Linked DNA regions of Homo sapiens: region 2 is linked to region 1. Evidence: read pairs that join two places in POLR2A ChIA-PET (ENCODE). Cell type or tissue: GM12878. All regions are shown on one strand. Links, peaks and the distances in the headings refer to the core of each region. The heading gives the core; the rest is flanking DNA. Region 1 has its middle 11 kb from the start of ARHGEF18. Region 2 overlaps INSR (insulin receptor).

Region 1 (12,182 bases), core at 3,602-8,601:
ATTATCACCATCATCATCACCACCATTATAATCATCATCAATATCACCATCACCATCATAATCACCATCATTATTACCACTGCCATTATCATAATCATTATCATCACTGTGGATTACTATCATCATCACCATCATTAACTTCATCATCACCATCATCACTATCATAATCATCAATATCATCACCATCACCATTATCACCATCACCACCACCAACATCATTATTATAATTATCATTCTTGTTGCTGTTATTATGTTCTGTCATTAAGTTCATAATGATCCAGTTTGTGATAAGATGACACACTAGTGTGGGCTGCTAGCTTACTCCCTACAAAACGAACACAGGAGAGAGAGGGAAGCAAGGCATTGAGGGATTAATATAAAAACCATGAGAAACCCTGCTGGTGAACAGGTGCATGTGTCTGGGGGGCCACAGTAGATCATAGGACAGGAGGGAGGTGGGAAAAAGGAGATTTACATTCCGTTTGTGCCTTTCCCCTTTATTGTCCTGGGAGGGTCAGTGTTTGTTCCATGTCTCAGGTGGGATTCTTTGGAAGCAGACACAGAAAAAGAGTTTTAGGTGCAAGATATTTATTAGAGGCCAACACCTATGAAAGGAAGGGAGAGGAAGCAGAATCATCAGAGAGGGAAATCACAGTGCATGGTAGATTCTCAACAAAGATGGTTGAACGAATAAATACTTGAACTAATGGAGTTATATGCCCAGAGTGGGGCAGTTAACTTCCATTTCTTCCTTCCATGAAGGTTTTTTTAGGTGTGCACTTAATAATAAATAATAGTGAATATCATTTGAGTGCACACACACCAGACACTGTTTTCTAAGTACTTTACATGGGTTTGCTCTGAAGTAGGAATGATTATCATTGGCCAGGCGCAGTGACTCACACCTGTAATCCCAGCTCTTTGGGAGGCCAAGGTGGGTGGATCACTTGAGTCCAGGAGTTCAAGACCAGCCTGGCCAACATGGTGAAAAAATACAAAAAAATAGCCAGGCAGGGTGGTACATGCCTGTAATCCCAGCTACTTGAGAGGCTGAGGCACAAGAATCGCTTAAACCCAGGGAGTGGAGTTTGCAGTGAGCCAAGGTCGAGCCACTGCACTCCAGCCTGGGCAACAGAGCGAGACTCTGTCTCAAAAAAAAAAAAAGGCTGGGTGCAGTGGCTCACGCCTATAATCCCAGCACTTTGGGAGGCCAAGAAGGGCAGATCACTTGAGGTCAGGAGTTCAAGACCAGCCTGGCCAACATGGTGAAACCCTGTCTCTACTAAAAATACAAAAATTTAGCTAGGCGTGGTGGCATATGCCTGTAATTCCAGCTACTCGGGAGGCTGAGGCGAATGGCATGAACCCGGGAGGCAGAGCTTGCAGTGAGCTGAGATCGCCCCACTGCACTCCAGCCTGGGCGACAGAGCGAGACTCCCTCTCAAAAAAAAAGAAAAAAAAGAAAGAAATTAGCCAGGCATGGTGGCTCATGCCTATAATCCCAGCTACTCAGGAGGCTGGGGCAGGAGAATCACTTGAACCTGGGAGGTGGAGGTTATAGTGAGCTGAGATCACGCCATTGCACTTCAGCCTGGGCAACAAGAGCCAGACTCTGTTTAAAAAAAAAAAAATATCATCATACCCAGTGAATACATCAGACAAAGGAGGCACAGATGTTAAGCAACTTTCCCACATGAGTGGTAAGTAGAGGAGCATGGAACGTGGCTGGAAATAAACTGGACAGGTTCCTGATTGTACAAGTTTCCGTTCCAGCTGCAGAGAGAGAACAATGAATAAATCCCAGTAACAATGAATAAAGTCAAGAAGTGTCATGAGAGTAGAATAAAGAAAGTAGAGGGGTGGGGGGCATGTGGAGGGAGGCCTGCCTGAGGTGACTTGTGACTTCAAGTCTAGAGAATGAGAAGGGGCCATCCGTGAAGATCCCGGAAGCAGAGGGGACCTGGAAGAGAGAACGCTGAGCAGAGAGAACAGCATGTGCAAAGTCCCGGAGGCTGGAGAGAGGTCTGTCTGAAGGACGAAAAGGCAGCCTGTGTGTTCGATTTGTTGGGAGGAAGATATAAAGCAGTGTTCATAACTTCTTAGTCCTGGGCCTGGCACTCAGCCCACACTGACTAAATGCAACAATTGTTACAACTTCATTCTAAGAGGTGGGCGCCTCCGTAGCTGCCCTCTGGGGCTAAGCTTTGGGAAGTCCCCTAGCCTTCGGATGTGAATCGTCTGCCGTGGGAACCTCTCCCAGGTCTGGCTCAGGAAAGCTTGGGAAGGTCCTAACCGGTCAGCGAGTCATTCTTTCTCACGTCCTCAAACACAGCCCTGGGGTCACCCCCACCTACCTTCCAGGAAGAGGGCTGGGGATTCAGCACCCCTCCCATTCTCCTAAGAAACCTCTGTCAGATGACAGCTGACTGCTTTTTTTTTTTTTTAAACACAATAGTCACATTGGAGAAGGGAAAAACTAAAAAAAAAGAAAGTGCTCAAAAGTCATTTTTATCCAAAATATTTGTATGTATTAACTATATATTTTATGCACACTGCAATGACTGCTGCTCAAGGCAGGGTTCTTAAGAAACTGAAGGGCCAGTCATGGTAGTTCACCACTGTAACCCCAGCACTTTGGGAGGCCGAGGCAGGTGGATCACTTGAGGTCAGGAGTTCAAGACCAGCCTGATCAACATGGTGAAACCCCGTCTCTACTAAAAATACAAAAATTAGCCAGGCGTGGTGGTGCGCACCTGTAATCCCAGCCACTAGGGAGGCTGAGGTGGGAGGATCGCTTGAGGCTGGGAGGCAGAGGCTGCAGTGAGCTGAGATCATGCTACTGCACTCCAGCCTGGGCAACAGAATGAGACCTTGTCTCAAAAAAAGAAAAAGAAAGAAAGAAAGAAACTGAGGCCATTTATATTTTAATGGATGTTTGTGCCTGCTAGGGGTAGAAACCCCTGAATGGTGGAGCGAAGGCATTTAAACTGAACTCCCCACTGTGGGAAGCATCACAAGACCCAAGTCCCGGGCTGTGAGGTTGGGGAAGGGCTATTCTGGTTGACCTGAAAATATGACTGCAATTTTGTCTGATTTTGTTAGGAAGTGGAATCTACCTCTCAGCCCTTGAATCTGGGTTGGTTTTGTGATTTTATGAATTGGTTTGACTGGTAGAACCTGTGTTGTATGAATGACAGCCTGGGAGATAGGAAAGGAGTGTTGGGGAGGGAGAGAGGCAGAGAGAGGGAGATAGATAGATAGAATTATAGATAGATGGATGCATAGATGATGATGATGATAGATAGATAGATAGATAGATAGATAGATAGATAGATAGATAGATAGATAGATAGATAGACAGACAGACAGACAGAGCCAGGCACAGTGGCTCAGGCCTGTAATCCTTTGGGAGGCAAAGGTGGGAGAATCCCTTGAGTCCAGGAGTTTGAGACCAGTCTGGGCAACATAGTGAGAACCTGTCCCTACAAAAAAATAAAAAATTAGCTGTGTGTGGTGGTATGCATCTGTGGTCTCAGCTACTTGAGAGGCTGAGGTGGGAGGATAACTTAAGCTTGAAAGGTTGAGGCTACACTAGGCTATGATGGCACCACTGCACTCAGCCTGGGCAAGACAGCGCAAGACCCTGTCTCAAAAAAAAAAATAGATACATACTACGTAGATAGATATATAGATAGTTAGAGTCGTAGGTAGATGGATGGATGGATGGATGGATGGATGGATGATGTATTCGTCCATTCTCATATTGCTATAAAGAAATACCTGAGACTGGGTAATTTATAAAGAAAAGAGGTTTAACTGGCTCACGGTTCTGCAGGCTGTACAGGAAGCAGGGTGCTGGCTTCTGGGGCGACCTCAGGGAACTTACAATCATGGCAGAAGGTGAAGAAGGAGCAGGCACGTCTTACATGGCAGGAACAGGAGCAAGAGAGAGTGAGGGGAGGGGAGAGGTGTCACACACTTTTAAATGACAGAGTCTCACGAGAACTTATTGTCACACTGTCACAAGAATAGCACAAAGGGGATGGTGTTAAAGCCAGAGATCCTCAACCTTTTTGGCACCAGGGACCAGTTTCATGGAAGACAGTTGGAAGGTGGCGGTTCCAGGATGATTCAAGAACATTACATTTACTGTGCACTATGATGCACTGTTGTTATATTATTACCACATTGTAATACATAATGAAATTATTATACAACTAGGCCGGACCCAAGGCGGCTCATGCCTGTAATCCCAGCACTGTGGGAGGCTGAGGCGGGCAGATCTCTTGAGGCCAGGAGTGTGAGACTAGCCTGGCCAACATGGTGAAACCCTGTTTCTACTAAAAAAAAAAAAAAAAAAAAAAAAAAAAAATTAGCCGGGCACAGTGGTGCAAGCCTACAGTCCTAGCTACCCAGGAGTTTGAGGCGGGAGAATCACTTGAACCCTGGAGGCGGAGGTGGCCGTGAGCTGAGATGGTGCCACTGCGCTCCAGCCTGGGTGACAGAGTGAGACGCTGTCTCAAAAATAAACGTATAAATAAAATAAAGACGACTCAGAAAACAAAATGGGGGAGGTATGGAGGGGAGCAGAGAGATAGAGAGAGGTGAAGTCCCTTGAGGGAGTACTGTTTGAGCAGACTAAAGGATAAAGAGCCAGATGTGCCTCCAGGGTGACATCCACACACCTGTCCAGATGACAAACACAGGTTCTCAGCCCCCACCGTCCACCTAGGATTCCTGAGCCCTCTCCTGCTGACACCTGGCAGGGTGCTGAGCCCATGAGCTCATGGGAAGAGAGGAGCCCATAGCCATGACCCCTTGCCCACCCGCTGGACACCCTGCCCTTCCTCTGGGGTTCCCAGATGCCCTGGCACAGTGCTACCTGGAGGAAAAGGAAGAGCGTCAGCCGGGGGCAGCCTCTGCCTTGCGGGCCAGCTGCTGGGATGGGAGACCTCCTTCCCAGCCCTCCCCCTTCCAGGGCAACCAGAGGAGCAGCTGGAAAGTTCCAGGCTCAGGAAATGCAAATAGATGAATGGAGGGAAGTGGACAGGGACACTACACCCATAGACTTGAGGCTGTCAGTCAAAAGTGCTGACCCTGGAGCCTGTCCCAGACCCTGTCCGCTGGGGAGTCAGGCTGAGAGCTGGGTGGCATTCTCGCTCCCCATCCACCCATATCTACACAAAGTCCAGCTCATTTTGCCTCTCGAATTCCCCCCCGAGTCACCCACTTTTCTCCCTCCTATGGCTGGGCCACTGTCCTGTCTTCCTGAATGACAGCATTGCCACCTTGCCAGCTTCCAGGATTATACCCTCTAACCATTCCTTCCATGCCCAGTTAAAGGGAGCTTTCTGAAACAAAGAGCAGACTTTGCCTCCCCTCCGCATAAAACTTCCCATGTCTCCCCATTGCCTTAGGGATAAAAGCTAAAGCTATGCCATTGGACCCAGACACAATGGCCTCTGTCTCTAGCTTCCCCCATTATAGCCACTTTCCCCTTTGGTTCTCCTTGCTGTGGATGAGTGCAATCACCTGTGGCCCTGTGCTTGTCCCAGGTCCTTCACATCCTTCAGGTATGTGCTGGGCACTGCTTCCTGAGGAAGCCTCCCTGGACTTCCAAGTCTGGGGCTCAGGGGCTGCTCACCTGGGCTCCAACTATCACACCTGCCATATTGCTTTGTGCTTACTGAATAATGCAGTGTGGGAAGGGAACTGCTGTGGCATGGCCCTGTGTGCCCTGATGAGTCTTCTGCAGGTGCAAGTGGTGAGCAGAGGTTGTCCACTGCACCATCTGTGTGAGTTCAGGTCACTGGCAGAGACAGGCAGGGTTAGCAATACGGGTGCCCGGCCCCTCGGCCAACGTGCCTAACACAGGTTCCCAGAGGCTGTGTCTCTCAACATGCCGTTAACAAAGCAGATGTTCTAAGGGGTTCTGCATGCTGCAGCCTCTGGGGGACAGTGTGTCACAGAGCCTTGCCTCACTGAGCCTCAGCTTCCTCATCTACAGAACGGGGCCAATAAAGCCAACAGGGCCTTCCTCCTTGGATGGTTGTGAAGATTGCATGAGATTAAATAAACTACATAGAAAGTGCTCAGAGAGGGGTGACCCCTCTTTTATGATTCATAACCAGTGCCAGAAGCCACGCCAGGACACATCTTGCCATTGGAAGTATGTAAAGTAATGGCACTGTGCTTCTGTGGACATCTCATTACGAGAATGTTCAGTTCTTGGGTTATATTAAGATGCGGTTTTCCTGTTGAAGCCTCTAAAGTCCCTTGTGGTTTCTCTGGGGTCCAACAGCCTGGATGCGAAAAAGAAAGAGCCCAGCCTGCTGCCCCACCCCGTGTTACTATGAGAATTGGGGAACCAGCCCCTGGGGACACAGATGCTATCACAAAGAGTCCCTGAATTGGCTTGCCACATTTAACGGATAAATATATAAGATACTCAGGTTCCTATATTTGATCTGGCAACCCTATTTCCAGAAGTGTGCTAGGTACTCTCACTTGTCTGAATAAGTAACATCTACTGCATATATATAGATCTATTTTTCTTTTTCTTTTCTTTTCTTTTTTTGAGACAGGATCTCACTCTATTGTCCAGGCTGGAGTGCAGTGGGGCAATCATAGCTCACTGCAGTGTCCACCTCCCAGGCTTAAAGGATCCTCCCATCTCAGTCTCCTGAGTAGCTAGGTCAACAGGTGGGCACCACCATGCCTGGCTAATTTCTAAATTTTTTGTAGAGACAGGATCTTGCTATGCTGCCCAGGCTGATCTTGAACTCCCGGGCTGAATTGATTCTCCTGCCTCAGCCTCCCAAAGTGCTGGGATTACAAGCATGAGCCACTGTGCCCAGCCTAATTATCTAATCTAAGCTTTTTGCCTACACACACACACACACACACACACACACACACACACACACACACGGAGAGAGAGAGACAGAGACAGAGAGGGAGAGAACTGAAAGAGGACCAAAAGAAGAATAAAGAAGAACAGTCCAGCTGGGTGCAGTGGCTCATGCCTGTAATCCCAGCACTTTGAGAGGCCGAGGCTGGAGGATCACTTGAGGTCAGGAGTTTGAGACCAGCCTGGCCAACACGGCGAAACCCCGTCTCTACTAAAAACACAAAAATTAGCTGGGCATGGTGGCATGCGCCTGTAATTCCAGCTACTCAGGAAGCTGAGGCAGGAGAATCACTTGAACCAGGGAGGCAGAGGTTGCAGTGAGCCGAGATCGTGCTATTGCACTTCAGCCTGGGTGACAGACGAAGACTCTATCACAAAAAAAGAAAAGACAAAAGAAACAGTTAAAATGTTTCTTACAACGCTAAATATACATTTGTCATAGCACCCAGAAATTCTATTCCTATGTATTTTACCAAGATAAATGAAAGCATATTCACATTGAAGTCTTGACATAAATGTTTGTAGTGATATTATTCATAATTGCCAAGAAAATATACAATTTGGCCGGGTGCAGTGGCTCACGCCTGTAATCCCAGCACTTTGGGAGGCCAAGGTGGGAGGACCACGAGGTCAAGAGATTGAGACCATCCTGGCCAACATGGTGAAAACCTGTCTTTAAAAATACAAAAATTAACTGGGCGTGGTGGCACGCACTTGTAGTCCCAGCTACTCGGGAGGCTGAGGCAGGAGAATCGCTTGAATCTGGGAGGCAGAGGTTGCAGTGAGCCGAGATTGTGCCACTGCTGGGAGACAGAGACTCCCTCTCAAAGAAAAATAAAAAAGAAAGAAAGAAAAAGAAATGCCACTTGAGGTGGCCACCTGTTGTCCAGCTACTCAGGAGGCTAAGGTGGGAAGATCGCTTAAGCCCCTGAGAGGTTGAGGTTACCGTGGGCTGAAATTGTGCCATTGCACTCCAGCCTGGGTGACAGAGGGAGACCCTGTCCCCCGACCCCCCCAAAAAAAAGAAGAAAGAAAAGAAAAGAAAAAAGAAAATATTAGAAATCATGTAGACAAATTAAGACTGTAGAATTTCATAAATACATGTTCTAATTTCCAATATAATTTCAACTACAGTAAGATGATAATCAGATACATTCCTTTTGGTGGTTGCTATTGCCGCACTCTTAGATATGAAGTGAACAGCTCCCTGAAATTCGCACTCTCTGGGCTTCTGGGAACTATATTTTCATCATTCTTTGGCTCCCGTCTGTGCTTTTCTGAGACATGCCTGTTCACACCCTTTCTTTCTCTTTTTTTCTTTTCTTGCTTTTTCTTCTTCTTTTTTTTTTTTTGAGACAGAGTCTCCCTCTGTTGCCCAGGCTGGAGTGCAATGGCGCGATCTCAGCTCACTGACGCAACCTCTGCCTCCCAGGTTCAAGCGATTCTCCTGCCTCAGCCTCCCAAGTAGCTGGGTCTGTAGGTGCCCACCACCTGCCCAGCTAATTTTCACCATGTTGGCCAGTCTGGTCTCGAACTCCTGACCTCAACTGATCCACCTGCCTCAGCCTCCCAAAGTGCTGGGATTACAGGCATGAGCCACCAAGCCCGGCCCCAAATTCTTAATTTTCTATTTCTGTTGTGTTTTTTTCTTATCAATGTGTGAAATCTCTTTGCATATAAAGGTACCAACCCTTCTCAGGCAACCAATTCATCTTTCTTTATTGCTTTTGTATATACTTCCCTGATAATTTATAAAATTATTCTGTTAGTTATATTTATTTTTATTATAAGATTTTTAACAGATGTTTATATAGTTTTTTGTTTGTTTCGTTTTGTTTTGTTCTGTTTTGTTTTTGAGACAGGGTCTTGTTCTGTCACCCAGGCTGGAGTGTGGTGGTGAGATCTCAGCTCACTGAAACCTCTGCCACCAGGGTTCAAGTGATTCTCCTGCCTCAGCCTTCCGAGTAGCTGCAATTATAGGTGCCCACCACCACACCCAGTTAATTTTTGTATTTTTAGTAGAGACAAGGTTTCTGCATGTTGGCCAGGCTGGTCTCTAACTCCTGGCCTCAAGTGATCCACCTGCCTCAGCCTCCCCAAGTGCTGGGATTACAGGCATCAGCCACTGCACCCGGCCACGTTTATATAGATTTTTATGTATTAAGTATTTCTGTGGTTTCATTCATAGCTTCTGGGTTTTCTGTCTTAGTTAAAACACACACACAACAATTTCAAAAAAAGCATGTTTTCAACCCTCAATTGTAAAAATAGCCTTGTAAATTCCTTCTATGATCTGTATTGGTTTATTGTTCACATTTCATCTTTAACCCAACTGAAATTATGTTGTTTTCTGCAGCACAGGAATATTTCACTCTGCCACGTCTCTGTCAAAAGTGGGAGAAAAGGCCAGGTGTGGTGACTCACATTTGTAATCCCGGCACTTTGGGAGGCCGAGGAGGAAGGATCACTTGAGGCCAGGAGTTTGAGACCAGCCTGGCCAACACAGTGAGACTACTCCAAGAAAAAAATAAGCGTGGTAGAAGGAAGGGCAAACCCGTGTCTCACACCCCATGGCCCTCACTAACTCAGGCTGCTGCCTGGCCCCTGTAAGCCTTCCGGCTTTCCACAAGGGTCGGTTTTTTTTCCTGTTTTGCTTTCTGTGGTCTTTCTGGCCAGAGGAGAAGCCATGGGGAAGTGCTGCCCCCACGTGGCCATCTCCATGATAGCAGCTAAGGCTGGAAGAAAAAGGCTTTTTGTTGTTGTTGTTTGAGATGGAGTCACTAGGCTGGATTGCAGTGGTACGATCTTGGCTCACTGCTATCTCTGGCTCCCAGGTTCAAGCGATTCTCCTGCCTCAGTCTCCCGAGTAGCTGAGACTACAGGCGTGTGCTACCATGCCCGGCTAATTTTTGGATTTTTAATAGAGACGGGGTTTCACCATATTGGCCAGGCTGGCCTTGAACTCCTGACCTCACGATCCGCCTGCCTCGGCCTCCCAGAGTGCTAGGATTACAGGCATGAGCCACCGCACCTGGCCAAGGCATCTTTTAAAGCTGAAAGCAAAATAGGTTCACAGGCCCCTGCTTAAAACCCTCCAGGGGCGGCTGATGCCTGTAATTCCAGCATTTTGGGAGGCCGAGGTGGGAGGATCACTTGAGCCCAGGAGTTTGAGATCAGCCTGAGCAATATAGCGAGACCCTGTCTCTACAAAAAATAAAATAAGGCCGGGCAGGGTGACTCATGCCTGTAATCCCAGCACTTTGGGAAGCCGAGGTGGGTGGATCACCTGAGGTCAAGAGTTCAAAACCAGCCTGACCAACATGGTGAAACCCCATCTCCACTAAAAATACAAAAAAAAAAAAAAATTAGCCACGTATTGTGGTACATGCCTGTAATCCCAGCTACTTGGGAGGCTGAGGCAGGAGAATCTCTTGAACCCAGGAGCCGGAGGTTGCAATGAGCCAAGACTGCGCCATTGCACTCCAGACTGGGCAATAGGGTAAGACTCTGTCTCAAAAGGACAAAAATAAAATAAAATAGCAAGGCGCGGTGTTGTATGCCTGTGGTCGCAGCTACTCCAGAGGATGAGGAGGGAGGCTGGCTTGAGCTTGGGAAGTCGAGGCTGCAGTGAGCTATGATCACACCACTGTACTCCAGCCTGGGTGACAGAATGAGACCCTGTCTCTCAGAAAACAAGAATAAAAACTTTATTTACAAAAGTAAGCATTGGGTTAAACTTGGCCTAAAGGTTATACTTTGCTGACCTGTGTTCTATTGCATATATTCTGCTGGACGTGATGGCTCACATCTGCAATCTCAGCACTTTGGGAGGCCGAGGCAGGTGGATCACTTGAGGCCAGGAGTTTGAGGTCAGTCTGGCCAACATGGTGAAACTCTGTTTCTACTAAATATACAAAAATTATCCAGGTGTGGTGGCACATGCCTATAATCCCCAGCTATTCGGGCGGCTGAGGCAGGAGAATCGCTTGAACCCGGGATGCGGAGGTTGCAGTGCAGTGAGCCGAGATCACGCCACTGCACTCCAGCCTGGGAAACACAGTGAGACTCTGTCTCAGAAACAAACAAACAACACCACAAAAGAAGAAGGAAGGAAGGAAGGAAGGAAGGAAGGAAGGAAAAAAAATCTCTCCAGCGGTACATACCCAAATGTTGAAAGCAGGGACTCAAAACAAATGTTTATACACCCATGTTCTTTTTTTTTTTTTTTTGAGATGGAGTCTCGCTCTGTCGCCCAGGCTGGAGTGCAGTGGCGCGATCTCGGCTCACTGCAACCTCCGCCTCCCGGGTTCAAGCAATTCTCCTGCCTTAGCCTCCCAAGTAGCTGGGACTACAGGCGAGCGCCACCACGCCCAGCTAATTTTTGTACTTTTAGTAGAGACGGGGTTTCACCATGTTGGCCAGAATGGTCTCGATCTCTTGACCTCGTGATCCACCCGCCTTGGCCTCCCAAAGTGCTGGGATTACAGGCGTGAGCCACCACGCCCAGCCTATACACCCATGTTCTTAGCAGCATGATTCACAATTACCAAAAGATAGAAATAACCCAATTATCCACCAATGGAATATGATTCAGATGCAAAAAGAAGGAAATTCTGACACCTGCTGACATGGATGGACCTTAAAGACATTACGCTGGGTGAAAGAAACCAGGCACAGTAGGACAAATCCTGTGTGATTCCACTTATAGGAGGTCCCTACCGTCACTAGATTGACAGAGACAGAAAGCAGAATGGTGGGTGCCAGGGGCTGGGGAGGGAGATGGGGAGCGAGGGTTTCATGGGGACAGAGTTTCAGTTTGGAGATGAGAAAGTGCTGGAGATGATTGCACAACAATGCGAATGCATTTAATGCCACTGAACTGTGCACTTAGAAATGGTTAACAAGGGCCAGGGGCGGTGGCTCACGCCCGTAATCCCAGCACTTTGGGAGGCCGAGGTGGGTGGATCACCTGACATCAGAAGTTTGAGACCAGCCTGGCCAACATGGTGAAACCCTGTCTCTACTGAAAATACAAAATTAGCTGGGCATGGTGGCAGGTGCCTGTAATCCTAGCTACTTGGGAGGCTGAGGCAGGGGAATCGCGTGAACCCAGGAGGTGGAGGTTGCAGTGAGCAGAGATTGCGCCATTGCATCCCAGCCTGAGCAACAAGAGAGAAACTCTGTCTCAAAAAAAAAAAAAAAAAAAAAAAAAAGGTTAAAATGGGCTGGGGGCAGTGGCTAATGCCTGTAATCCCAACACTTTGGGAGGCTG
Region 2 (8,237 bases), core at 3,238-8,237, 120 kb before region 1:
CAGGCCACACAAACCGTCATAACCTTGACCAGCTTAAGAGAACAATTCTCAAGCCAGTGAGAAAACAACAGCTGTGGCCGGGCGCAGTGGCTCACACCTGTAATCCCAGCACTTTGGGAGGCCCAGGCGGGTGGATCGCTTGAGCCCAGGAGCTCGAGACCAGCTTAGATAACATGGCAAAACCCTGTCTCGGCTAGGGGTACAAAAATTAGGCTGGGCGCAGTGGCTCACGCCTGTAATCCCAGCACTTTGGGAGGCCGAAGTGGGCGGATCACGAGGTCAGGAAATCGAGACCATCCTGGCCAACATGCGAAACCCCCTCTCTACTAAAAATACAAAAATTAGCTGGGCATGGTGGCGCGTGCCTGTAATCCCAGCTACTCGAGAGGCAGAAGCAGGAGAATCGCTTGAACAGGGGAGTTGGAAGTTGCAGTGAGCCAAGATGGCGCCACTGCATTCCAGCCTGGCAACAGAGCAAGACTCCATTAAAAAAAAAAATTAGCTGGGCATAGTGGCACATGCCTGTGATCCCAGCTACTCAGGAGGCTGAGGCATGGGAACTGCTTGAACCCAGGAGGCAGAGGTTGCAGTGAGCCAAGATTGTGCCACTGCATTCCAGCCTGGGCGACAGAGCAAGATTCCATCTCTAAATAAATAAATAAAATTAGCTGGGCATAGTGGCACACACCTGTGGTCCCAGCTACTCAGGAAGCTGAAGCAGGAGGATTGCTTGTGCCCAGAAGGTCAAGGCTGCAGTGAGCTGTGATCACACCACTGCACTCCAGGCTGGGTGACCAATGCATCGCTCTCACCTCTCTCCAGGCAGCCTGCAGAAGCCAGATATTTATTTGAAACCTCCAGCTTCTGCTCCTCATGTGTATGCAAACGTTGAGCTCAACTCCATAAAAGTCATGTTTTGTTTTGTTTTTTGTTTTGAGACAGGGTCTTTCTCTGTCACCCAGGCTGCCTATCACAGCTCTCTGCAGCCTCGACTTCCCAGGCTTAACTGATCCTCCTGCCTCAGCCTCTCGAGTAACTGGGATTATAGGCACACACCACCATGCCCAGCTAATTTTTTTTTTTTAGAGAAGGGGTCTTGCTATGCTGCCCAGGCTGGTCTCGAACTCCTGGATTCAAGCGATCCTCCCGTCTCAGCCTCCCAAAGTGCTGGGATTACAGGTGTGAGCCATGACGCCTGGCCAAAGTCATGTATTTTATTCCATAATAGATGTACATGAGGGTAAAAATAACACTTGACTAATGTACAGGTTGAAATACAGAACATTTGCACCACCCCCATCTTTGAATACTATTTCATCCACCCTACTCCAATTCCAAGAGCAATGTCGTGGGTGTCTTAGCAATCAAGGATAGCACCTCCAGAACAAAAACGCTGTGAAAGTCAAAGAGAAGTTCTGTTTATACTAACAAAGGGCTGGAAATGTCTATTGGTTGTGGGTTGAATAAGTAAATTCCAAATGAACGTGACCACAGAAGAAACAGAGATTCAAAATGACCCCCAAGAAGTATTACTAAGGGAGAACGCCAAGAGCCAGGCGCAGTGGCTCACACCCGTAATCTCAGCACTTTAGGAGGCCGAGGCGGGTGGATCACCTGAGGTCAGGAGTTTGAGACCAGCCTGATCAACATGGGAAAACCCCATCTCTACTAAAAATACAAAAATTAGTCAGGTGTGGTGGTGTGTGACTGTAATCCCAGTTGCTCGGGAAGCTGAGGCAGGAGAATCGCTTGAACCCAGGAGGTGGAGGTTGCAGTGAGCCGAGATTGAGCCATTGCACTGCAGCCTGGTCAACAGAGACTCTGTCTCAAAAAAAAAAAAAAAAAAGTAAACAAGAGTGTCTCCTCTCCATAAACAAATTAACAGGAGAAACTCAGCCCCACTAAAACACACACAAATTTAGGAAATTGACAAAAACCTAAGAGCTGAGAAAATATGGGTTCTGGAGTCTCAGTGTTTGGCATCAAGTCATGGCTCCACTTTCTCCTCGCTGTGCGACTCCTGGAGGGGAACCTAGTGTGCCTGGTCCTCAGTTTCCCTGTCTGTAGAATGGGCTGGGAAAAACTATGCAGATTCTTGGAACCAGGGTGACACAAGCAAGGCACTGGCCTCTGGCATAAAAGTTAAGGCGTGCCAAAACCGTCTTCAAGATAAGTTATATATATAAATATATATGTATATATGGAGAGAGAGAGACAGAGACAGAGAGACAGAGAGAGACAGAGTCTTACTCTGTGGCCCAGGCTGGAGTGCAGTGGTACAGTCTCAGCTCACTGCAGCCTCTGCCTCGCGGTTTCAAGCAATTCTCCTGCCTCTGCCTCCCAAGTAGCTGGGATTACAGCCACCCACCACCATGCCCAGCTAATTATTATATTTTTAGTAGAGACAGGGTTTCACCATGTTGGCGAGGCTGGTCTCTAACTCCTGACCTCAAGTGATCCGTCCTCCCAAAGTACTGGGATTACAGGTGTTGATCAAACTGTTCTTGATACAATCAGGTAATTCCAGAAAAATTGTCCCCTTGGGGCCTGCTTGTTAGTTGGCTGGTTTGTTTGAAAGAGGATCTCGCTCAGCTGCATGGGCTGGAGTGCAGTAGCAAGTCACAGCTCACTGCAGCCTCGACTTCCTGGGCTTAAGCGATTCTCCCACCTCAGCCTCCCATGTAGCTGCGACTACAGGTGCATGTCACCATGCCCAGCTAATTTTTATATTTGTAGTAGAAATAGGCTCTTTCTGTATTGCCCAGGCTGGTTTTGAACTCCTGGCCTCGAGAATTCCTCCCACCTTGGCCTCTCTAAGCACCAAGATGACAGGTGCGAGGGAGGCACTGCGCTGTCTTATTTAGCAATAAGCTACATTCCATTTTCAGGAGGTGACGCTGTCATCCCACTGCCAGTACAATCCAGGTAAGGATTTCACTCCATCCTCTGTGTTTTCCAAAGGAGCCGGTATTTGAAAAGGACGTGCATTCCACCAAGCATTCTTAACGACCTGGGCCTTTGGGGTCAGGTAAGTTCCAGATTTTATTATTAGTAACAAATTAAATTGACTAACAACAAAAGAAAAGTGCACCATCAATGACCCCTCAGGAACCAAAACATGCACAATCCCATTGACACAGGGACAGAGTAAACTGCTCAACAGCTGACTCTACTCCCACAGACTGAAAGCTGCAGGGTCAGGGCCGGCAGCCGCGGAGAAGGAAGCTGTCCCCGTCAACACGGTCTGGAACAATCCACAACGCTTATCAGGGGAGATACCACAGGCAAGAGGGAACGAAAACACTTCTTCTGCCAAATAGAGCTTTGGAGGGAATATCGGTTTGTCTGGGGCAGGACTGGGTCACGGGCTACACGCCTTCTCCTTGTATTCTCACGAATTCAACACCTGGTAATGCCGGGGCCGTTTCCCAAGTCACAGACTCAGACTCTGGGGTGGATAATTCCCCCATCACTGTTATCTTAAAGTAGGGTTTCTCAGCCTCAGGACTGGTGGTATTCAGAGTCGGATCTTCATCTGGGGAGGGGCCGTCTTGTACATTGCAGGGTGCTGAGCAGTATCCCTGGCCTCCACCCACTCCATGTCAGGAGCATCTCCCCCCACCCCGACGTGTGACAACCACAGATGTCCCCAGAAATATCCAGACCCACCCTAGGGTGAGAACCACTTGGTGAGCGAGACTCTTGCCAGAGCCAGAGGGAAATCATCAAAGCCGATGGGGCTGAAATGGTTAAGTTGGTCCATCTGTCTGTCTGTTCATCAGGCCCTGATTTATAGCTTTGGGGGCTCCAGCACCCCATTCCCCTGGCTTCCCCACAGTCACACTGCCATTCCCCATCATCCCCGGGACCCAAGCCCTGCGATTCCCGCTCAGCTCCCACCTAGCAGACACATGTTGAATCGAATGCCCATTCATCTGTCCAAGATTTGCTGAGGGTCTGCCATGTTTTGGAGGCGCTTCAATAGCGACAAGACATCGTGGACCTTGACCTCATGGTGCTTCCAGTCTAGCAGGCAGGCAGGCAGAATCAGAGAGAAAATTTTTCTTTAAATTTATTTTTGGGTTTTTTTGAGATGGAGTTTCACTCTTGTTGCCCAGGCTGGAGTGCAATGGCATGATCTCGGCTCACTGCAAGCTCTACCTCCCGGGTTCAAGCGATTCTCCTGCCTCAGCCTCCCAAGTAGTTGGGACTACAGGCACCCACCCCCACGTCCTGCTAATTTTTTGTATTTTTAGTAAAGACGGGGCTTCACCATGTTGGCCAGGCTGGTCTCGAACTCCTGACCTCAGGTGATCCACCAACCTCAGCCTCCCAAAGTGCTGGGATTACAGGTGTGAGCTACTGTGTCCAGCCAGAGAGAAAGTTCCATCTGCTTCTGTACCACCCTCTAGCAGCCCTCTCCAGCCCCGCCCCCTCAGTGAATTCCTACAGCACACAAGGATCCCAGGCCAGCAATTAGAGTCCTTTTTCAGCTCTGTTTAAAATGTGAGGCTTAGAATAACAGTGAAGATGCTTTAAACCACTACAGGGGGCCGGGCGCGGTGGCTCACGCCTGTAATCCCAGCACTTTGGGAGGCCGAAGTGGGCGGATCACGAGGTCAGGAGATCGAGACCATCCTGGCTAACACGGTGAAACCCTGTCTCTACTAAAAATACAAAAATTAGCTGGGCGTGGTGGAGCACGTCTGTAGTCCCAGCTACTTGGCAGGCTGAGGCAGGAGAATCGCTTGAACCCGGGAGGCGGAGGTTGCAGTGAGCCAAGATCGCACCATTGCACTCCAGCCTGGGCTACAGAGCGACTCCATCTCAAAAAAAAAAAAAAAAAACAAACAAAAAACCCTACAGGGCACTGCAGGAACCCACCCTCCATAAAGTATGCAAAGAATTATTATGCAGCATTCACTTCCCCTTTGCTTCTCTCCCCCAAGGAATGCTCAAGATAAATTCTCTCTTGCAGGTCCTTTATTTATCAAGCCAAACAGCATCTCAGAGGGATAATTTATGCAACAAAGGTTGCAAATCATTTGCACATCTTCAAAGTATTATTGTCCATAGCCCAGTGCATGAGCGCCTCTAATTGTCTACAAAGAAAAGCAACACCTTCAACAACTCACGTCCAGCAGAGAAAGACTTCAGACAGGAAAAGTCAAATCACAAGTTAAAAAGTCAGAACTGGCTGGGCACAGTGGCTCACGCCTGTCATCCCAGCCCTTTGGGAGGCTGAGGCTGGTGAGTCACGAAGTCAGGAGTTCGAGACCAGCCTGACCAACATGGTGAAACCCCATCTCTAGTAAAGATACAAAAAATTAGCCAGGCGTGGTGGTGCACGCCTGCAATCTCAGCTACGCGGGAGGGCTGAGGCAGGAGAATCGCTTGAACCCGGGAGGCAGAGGTTTCAGTGAGCAGAGATTGTGCCATTGCACTCCAGGCTAGGTGACAGGGCAAGACTTTGTCTCAAAAAAAAAAAGGAAATGGGATACAGACACTTTAACTTCCCAAAACCCAGACAGGTTGGCTGTTAGCAACCTGGGCGAGAAGTCTATGAACCAGCTTCACAATAAATGCCTTTTAAGGATGGCTATGTGATGAAGGTGTTTTCTCTTTGTGATTAAACGCCTTACTCATCTGAAGGGGGAAATTCCATTTAAGAAGTGAACCAGGTATGAGAAGAGACATTTTCCCCAGAGGGAGGCAATGACCTCTTTCCTCCCTGGGGCTCGGAACTTGTTTCTTCACACGTCCTCCCAGAACTCTAGTTCTTATTCCCCCCTGTGCTGGCCCTCCATAAACATTTGCTGAACAAATAAACCCATGATGGAAGGCAAGAGAAACTTCAAGACAAGACGGCTAGGCCGCCGACTGCCTAACTGGAGGGAACCAGATGTTAGCATTAAAGTTAAAAGTTAAAAGCCTTCCCAAGGTCACCAAGCGAGGTCTCTCTAACCTGGCCTGAGGTCCTCATTCTTCTCTACCCTGTTTACCCAGGATGGAAAAATGACATTCTCTGCTGGTGGGCTGGTTGTCCACGTGAGAGATTTCAACACAGCGTTTGGAGGTTTTAAACCTCTATCATCGCTGCAGCCCAAGGAACAAAATCAGGGGCCAGGTATGCATTAGGGGATTTGCAAATGCTGTCTTATTTCATCCACTCAATGACCATAGAGGAAGATATGATGATGACTTATCCCTCTTTTTATAGATGAGGAAACAGAGATGTTCAGTAGTTCCAAAGTTCCTTCCCTTCCCTTTTTTTCTTCCCTCCCTCCCTCCTCCCTCCCCTCCCTCCCTTTCCTTCCTTCCCTCCCTCCTTCCTTCCTTCTTCCCTCCGTCCCCACCTCCTTCCTTCCTTCCTTGTTCCCTCCCTTTTTTTTCCTTCCTTCCTTCCCCTCTCCCTCCCTCCTTTCTTCCTTCCTTCTTCCCTGTCTTCCCAGCTTCTTTCTTTCTTCAGGGTCTGCTTCTGTTGCCCAGGCTGGAGTGCAGTGGTGCAATCATAGCTCACTACAGCCTCGACCCCTGGGCTCAATGGATCTTCCTGCCTCAGCCTCCCGAGTAGCTGGGGCTACAGGCACACGCCACTGTGCCTGGCTAAATTTTTATTTTTTGTAGACAAAGGTCATACAGCAAAGAAGTGGAAGAACTAGGATTCGAACCCAGGACCATGGGCTCTGAGTCTGTGCTTGTTCATGGAAGCACCAGCCAGTTCAGACACTCCCAGGCCTTGCCCAGATGGTCAAATGCTTCAAACAAGGACACCAGGGAAGGTCACTGTTCCTCGTATTTATGCCCCTTGTGTCACTGTCTATATCTGGGGTTAAGAATCACTCCAAAAACACCACAATGATCTCCCAGACTCTCAATTCCAGCAGAGCAGACAGCCGTCCCCACCACCACCCCCTCCACCCACTCAGTCCTCTCTCGGTTCCACTTCAGGATGACTCGAAAGACAGAAAAAGACTCAAAGCAAAATGCCTAAAGCTTGGAAACGCCAGCAGCCCCTGAAAACTACCGAGCTTCCTTTTCCTGTATTTATTTATTTATTTATTTATTTTTTTGAGATGGAGTCTTGCTCTGTCACCCAGGCTGGAGTGCAGTGGCATGATCTTGGCTCACTGCAACCTTCGCCTCCCGGGTTCAAGTGATTCTCCTGCCTCAGTCTCCCGAGTAGCTTGAATTACAGGCGCATGCCACCACGCCTGGCTAATTTTTGTAATTTTTAGTAGAGACAGGGTTTTACCATGTTGGCCTGGCTGGTCTCAAACTCCTGACCTCAGGTGATCCACTCACCTTGGCCTCCCAAAGTGCTGGGATTACAGGCGTGAGCCACCACACCCAACCCTGAGTCTCCTTTTCTGATAACATCCTTCATTTCTGCTTCCTTCTGCTTCCTTCTCTGAACATATTCGAATCACAAAGCCCCAGCTCTGTTGGGAAATTCCGACGGGAATTGAAACAGGTTCCTAATCTCATGGTCTCACCTGAGGGAAAAGTGGCTAAGAAGATGGAAGCAGGCTGGGCACGGTGGCTCACGCCTATAATCCCAGCACTTTGGGAGGCCAAGGTGAGTGGACCACCTGAGGTCAGGAGTTCTAGATCAGCCTGACCAACATGGTGAAACCCCGTCTCTACTAAAAGTACAAAAAATTAGCCAGGTGTGGTGGCGTGCACCTGTAATCCCAGCTACTTGGGAGGCTGAGTCAAGAGAATTGCTTAAACCCAGGAGGCAGAGGTTGCAGTGAGCTGAGATCGTGCCATTGCACTCCAGCCTGGGCAAGAGAGCAAGACTCTGTCTCAAAGACAAAAAGAAGATGGATGTAACTGACTGTGCCTCTGAAATCCTAAACAGAATATTACATGGCGTCTTGGACCTCCGTGATGTTATGCGGTACAAATGAGACGGCCCCTGAACTCCCACTGTGTACCAGGAGTTGGGGAGAGGTGCATAGTAGCAGGACAGACATCCAGAGGGTAACAGGGAACCACGGGGGATGTCCCCGGGCTCTGGGTTCGAAAATGCAGGCCCCTTGTATCCAGGGGGTCTGGGAAGGAACAAATTGCCACGGTGTAATGGAGCCACTGCAGGTGTCCCCAGAAGCCACAGCAAGGCCATCAGGATGCTGGGGCCCCGTATCCACCTCTCACCAAGGCCCTGCTCTGACTCCTGTTGGCCCCTGGCTAGAGACCCGCCCAGAGGGGGTTTCCAGGCCCAGGTGCTGGGT

The links. Peaks named below come from ENCODE experiments on the same cell type or tissue, not always from the same donor. Only the 100,000 strongest peaks of a DNase experiment are listed, where the experiment ranks them.
Region 2: POLR2A ChIA-PET joins it to region 1 with 6 read pairs; 3 of 35 experiments call an interaction of 5 or more read pairs at or near these places.

Annotation. Positions count from the first base shown.
Region 1 is chr19:7,331,657-7,343,838 of GRCh38, forward strand. No RefSeq gene overlaps it. Among named protein-coding and RNA genes, the nearest start is that of ARHGEF18, 11 kb to the right of the region's middle. RefSeq lists enhancers at 2,151-2,250, 6,005-6,114, 9,516-9,625, 9,686-9,755. In GM12878, for the core only: a CTCF peak has its summit at 5,942; a DNase peak (open chromatin) is centred at 6,195; H3K4me3 peaks cover 258 bases; H3K27ac peaks cover 3,438 bases.
Region 2 is chr19:7,208,513-7,216,749 of GRCh38, forward strand. All of the region lies in intron 2 of INSR (insulin receptor), which reads right to left. Among named protein-coding and RNA genes, the nearest start is that of INSR, 82 kb to the right of the region's middle. RefSeq lists enhancers at 4,054-4,600, 4,601-5,146. In GM12878, for the core only: a CTCF peak has its summit at 5,095; a DNase peak (open chromatin) is centred at 5,657; H3K27ac peaks cover 3,137 bases.